Regions from separate parts of the Homo sapiens genome. Here region 1 is linked to region 2. The links are chromatin loops, found by intact Hi-C in ENCODE. Cell type or tissue: ovary. All regions are shown on one strand.

The links. Hi-C counts contacts between places; a loop is a spot of excess contacts. Peaks named below come from ENCODE experiments on the same cell type or tissue, not always from the same donor. Only the 100,000 strongest peaks of a DNase experiment are listed, where the experiment ranks them.
Region 1: a loop joins it to region 2, with 1.9 times the contacts of the local background. A loop is called at or near these places in 12 of 110 quality-filtered maps.

What each region holds. Positions count from the first base shown.
Region 1 is chr4:8,339,538-8,342,037 of GRCh38, forward strand. No RefSeq gene overlaps it. Among named protein-coding and RNA genes, the nearest start is that of LINC02517, 21 kb to the left of the region's middle. In ovary, no CTCF peak of the experiment used is centred here; DNase peaks (open chromatin) are centred at 1,344 and 2,304; H3K27ac peaks cover 1,925 bases.
Region 2 is chr4:8,273,993-8,276,492 of GRCh38, forward strand. The region is part of intron 1 of HTRA3 (HtrA serine peptidase 3); the gene reads left to right. Among named protein-coding and RNA genes, the nearest start is that of HTRA3, 5.5 kb to the left of the region's middle. In ovary, a CTCF peak has its summit at 1,109; a DNase peak (open chromatin) is centred at 1,059; H3K27ac peaks cover 2,080 bases.

The sequences.
Region 1 (2,500 bases), 66 kb after region 2:
GTTTTTATGTCAGTACCAAGTTGTTTGGTTACTATAGCTTTGGTTACTATAGTATATTTGCAGTCAGGTAGTATGATACCTCCAGCTTTGTTCATTCTAGGGATTGCTTTGGCTATTCGAGGTCTTTATGGTTTTAGATGAATTTTAGGATTTTTTTCTATTTCTGTGAAGAATGTTATTGGTATTTTGATAGAGATTATATTGAATCTGTAGATCACTTTTGGTAATATGAACATTTTAACATTAATTCTTTCAAATTCCAACAAAATTAATTCCATGAACGTGGAATATCTTGAAATTTTTTGTGTGTCCTCTTCAATTTCTTTCATCAGTGATTTATAGTTCTTGTTATAGAAATCTTTTACCTCTGGTTAAATTTACTCCTAGGCATTTCATTTTTTGCAGCTATTATAGATAGGATTGCTTTCTTGATTTGTTAATATTGCTCACTATTGGCATACAGAAATGTTACTGATTTTTGTATGTTGATTTCGTATCCTGCAACTTTACTAAATTGATCAGTTCTACCAGTTTTTTGAGGCATCTTTGGGTTTTTGTTATTTTTGAGATGGAATCTCACTCTTGTTGCCCAGGCTGTGTGCAATGGTGAGATCTTGGCTCACTGCAACGTCTGCCTCCAGGGTTCAAGCAATTATCCTGCCTCAGCCTCCCAAGTAGCTGAGATTACAGGCGCCCGCCACCACGCTCAGCTAATTGCTGTATTTTTAGTAGAGATGGGGTTTCACCATGTTGGCCAGGCTAGTCTCCAACTCCTGACCTCAGGTGATCTACCCACCTCAGCCTCCCAAAGTGCTGGGATTACAGGCGTGAGCCACTGCGCCTGGCTATCTTTGGGTTTTTCTAAATATAATCATGTCATCTGCAAACAGGAAAAATTTGACTTTCTAATTTGTCTAATCCTTTCTTTCTCTTGCCTCATTGCTCTGGCTAGGACTTCAGTACTAAGTTGAATAAAAGTGGTGAAAGTGGGCATACTTTCAACTTTTCCCATTTGGTATGATCTTAGCAGAATGCATATTCAACTTTGATTAAAAACAAACTTAAAGAAAAGGCTTTATGATCAGCCATCAACTTTTTTAAGGGACAGCTCAAATGGTGGCCTAAGGGAAGTTTGCCGCAGCAGCGGATGAAGACCCTTTCCTCCCATCTACACCTCAGGAGGAGGAAAACACGGGCCCAAGTGTCCCAGATGCACGGGGAAGTCATAGTAGAGGAGGCAGTGGCTTGGGGTGTGGGGCTGTGGCCGCTGACAGCTTCCAGAATCTTGGCCTCGCCTCCCCTGTTAGGTCTTAATGGACGCCCTTGAGGGAGGGGCCATGTTTTCCTCAGCCTTGGACAGGACACAGGCCTGGGCTGGCTGCCGGTGCTCAGCCCTGCGTGGCTGGCTGACTTGGCCAGCTCTTGTGTTCTGTGGGGGACTTTGTCCTGCTTCCTCCACCAGATGTAAAGCCAGTGATTGTTTTTTTCTATTTGAAGGCCACAAACAGAGGGAAGGCCAAGGCTCACTTGTATTCTGAGAAAAAGATGATGTTCTGGTCTCTCTACACCCTGTGTGGGAAGAAACAACCCCTCAATATGGGGGAGCGGCCAGAACCATGATCCCAGGCCCCATCTGTCTTCAGGCTTTGGGCGAATTTCCTCCAAATTACTGGCAAATTCTACAGTTCCCACGACAGCTGCAAACACTTAATTTTTTTGTTGTTGTTTTTACATTTTTTTTTTTAAATTTTTGAGACAGAGTCTCCCTCTGTCTCCCAGGCTGGAGTGCAATGGTGACATCTCAGCTCACTGCAACTTCTGCCTCCTGGGTTCAAGCGATTCTCCTGCCTCAGACTCCCAAGTAGCTGGGATTTCAGGCACCTGCCACTAAGCCCGGCTAATTTTTATATGTTTAGTAGAGATGGGGTTTCACCATGTTGGCCAGGCTGGTCTCAAATTCCTGACAGGTGATCCACCCGCCTCGGCCCCCCAAAGTGCCGGGATTACAGGTGCGAGCCACCGAGCCAGCCTGCAAATATTTTGTTTTCTCCCTATAAGCCCTATGGCCAGATATACCAGGTCCAGTTTTCAAATCCCTACATCTGCCCTAACCCCTGTGTGCCTGGGAAGTGACTGTGCTCCTGGGTGGTGAGGGGGACGTGGAGGGGATTTAACATGTACTTGGTTCTGTGCTGGGCATTTTGTAGCCCGCAGTACTGGGATTACAGGCCTGAGCCACGGTGCCCAGCCTGAAGTATGGTTTTATTCAGTGGCTCCCTTACACTGTCTGTCTCTGTCTCGGCTGCCCGCTCTGGCTCTGAGTCTCCTGTCGCTCCCACGCCTGCAGCTGCATTCCCTGGCCTGCAAGGCTGGCTCTCCCTTACAGGGTCAAAACCTTCACTCTCTCTCTCTGGGCGCAAGCCAAATGCACAGCAGCAGCAGGACAGTCATACCTTTTACAAACAGCAGTGACTCTGAGCCAGGTGATGAGCCTTCCCAT
Region 2 (2,500 bases):
TCCATCCTCCCTTCCATCACTTCTCACACAGCAGCCAGGATCACCTTGGTCAATCTGTCCTGCCCATGACCTGCAGGCTTCCTTGCAAGGCACCCCAGCACTTACCTTGACTCACAGGGCCCTGTGCCTGCCACCTGGCCCGCATCACCCTCGGTGCCGTCTCCCACTGTCCCCTCATCCCCTGTGCTCTGGCCTCATGGCCTCACCGGTCTCTTTCCCACCTCGAGGCCTTTGCACGCAATGTGCCCACTGCCCGGCGTTTCCTTCCCTTGCCTTAGCGTGGTGGGTTCCTCATCCTGCCTTCACCCGGATGTCCCACCGCCCCTGAGCCACCTGCCCTGGCCACTGTGCCCAGGTCATCCTTCATTGCTTGGTGAGCACACCCAGGGTCTCCGGTGGGCCCTGCACACAGATGTGACTGTGGGTCAATTTCTCTGCGTGATCCCCATCTCCTCCAGGCTCGAAGCCTCGCCGGGCAGGGGCCTGGGCCAGTGCGTGGCCTCTGTAGATGACACGAAATGAGACGAGGGCCCATGTGATGTGTGAATCTCCTCTAACCCTCTGGGCCCTTCTTGCATCCCTCCAGTGACAGAGGCTCACCACTTCTCAGGGGAACCCTCGCATCTTCTCAGGTCCATGTTAAGGCATCGCAGTTGCACAGAGTGGATAAATGTCCATCCACGGGATGGTAAAAGCAGGGATAAATGCGTTTCTGAGGGCCTGTGTGGAGAAGGGTTTCCCTTTGCGCGTAACCAGAGCTCTGAGGCCATGCAGCCTCTCCTCTGGCTGCAGATAAACAGGCCTTGGAGCCTGCCATGCGCTCAGAATGTAGAGCCCCAGAGCAGTTTACAAGGTGGCATTTAATCACCGGCTTTTATTGTGCAACCCCAAGCAGGTTCTGATGGCATCTCCCGGTTGTATTTATTGAAGAACTTGGGTTGGCTTTTGATTTGTAATCCTCTTAGCAGCTTCCTGGGGCTGCACATGCCTTGGAGTTCAGCATCTGGGACCACTCAGGCAAGATGACGCCTCCCCTCCTGCCCCGCCCACTCCCGCTGGGGCTGCAGTGCTGAGCCACAGCATCTGGCGGCACTGGAGGACTTGGAACTGCCGGCAGAGCTGCTTGGCCAAGAGCTTTCGCCAAGGCTGCCAGGAGCCAGGAGTCCAGCCGGACTGGAGCTGAGACCAGGGCGCTGTGCAGCTGCCCTTCCTGCCGGGGCTTGGCCTAGCAAATGCACCCTCACCCCATCTGCCATCCTGTGGTCTTCCCCCGACAGGCCTCTGCCCTCCCATGCAGCCCCACACAGCAGCCTGAAGGGACTTGGCGAGACCCGGACCCTCCCTGCCGAAAGCTGGGCCATGGCTCCCACGGCCTCAGGACTAAGCATAGCCTCCTGGCAGGCTCGCAGGCTTGGTGACCCCAACCACTGCCTCCTGCCCACATCACCACAGCCGCAGACCCCTGTGAAACCCCCATCCTGCATTGTGAGGGACCAATGACAATGCATGGAGCCCAGAAGAGGAAGAAACCACCTTCAGAGTGGAGAGAGGGCTAGATCAGGAGGGCTTTCTGGAGATGGGGGCGTCTAGTTGTGGAGAGGTGGGTACAAGGGGGCCTGTGCACCCTTGGCCTCCCACAGGCTCACCAGGGCCTGCCAGGTGGTCTGAACACCTTCCGCCCAGGCTTGCTTTGAGGGAGGGAGGCCACCAGGTTTCACAAGGGTGAACGGTGTGACACTGGGCACTGTTCCAGGCCCACAAAGCCTTCAACACATCATTGGGGTATTGATGTCCTGGTCCTGTATGAGAAAGGGTTCAGGGAGCTGTAGGAAGCTGCCCTCGGTCACTCAGGTAGGGATGGATGGTTCTGCCCTGAGCCCAGGTCCCCTGGTTCCCCAGCCAGTGCTCTGAATACCAGGCAGGCCCCTAGCAGCTCGAAGTGTCTGCCTTGTTTGGTTTTGATGAGGGTGTTTGTGGACTAATGGGTGGGACAGGGTTTAAAATCATAGACCGCTGTCCTTGGTGCAGCAAAGATATGGCGAGGACACGTCCATATGTTCCCCAAGCTGAAAGCCAGGTCTAGTGCAGGGGTAGCAGGTGACTCCCTGGAATTGTGCAATGTACAGCCTGCCCACCTGTGTGCATTACCCTGCTCCAGCACATAATGGGCAGAGCACCAGGACTGGGACCCAGTTCTGTCCCTCATGTCTGGCTGCTCAGGGTGGAGTCCCAGCTCTGCCCCAGAAGTCTCTGAAGCTCTTTGCACCTCAGTTTCTTCATCTGTGAAATGGATAACAGTGGGACCCCCCTCACTGGTCACTGGGCAAATGAGATGATGGACTGAGTGTGCTTTGCACGGTGCCGGGCTCATAGAAGTTGATGTGAAGAAAGGATGGCAGGTGGACGCGTCTTACAGAAGTGGAGTTAGTGAGAGTGAGGGAGAGGGGTCGAGGAAGGGGAGGAGCTGGAAGGCGGTGTCTGTGGAGGTGCTGCCATGTGC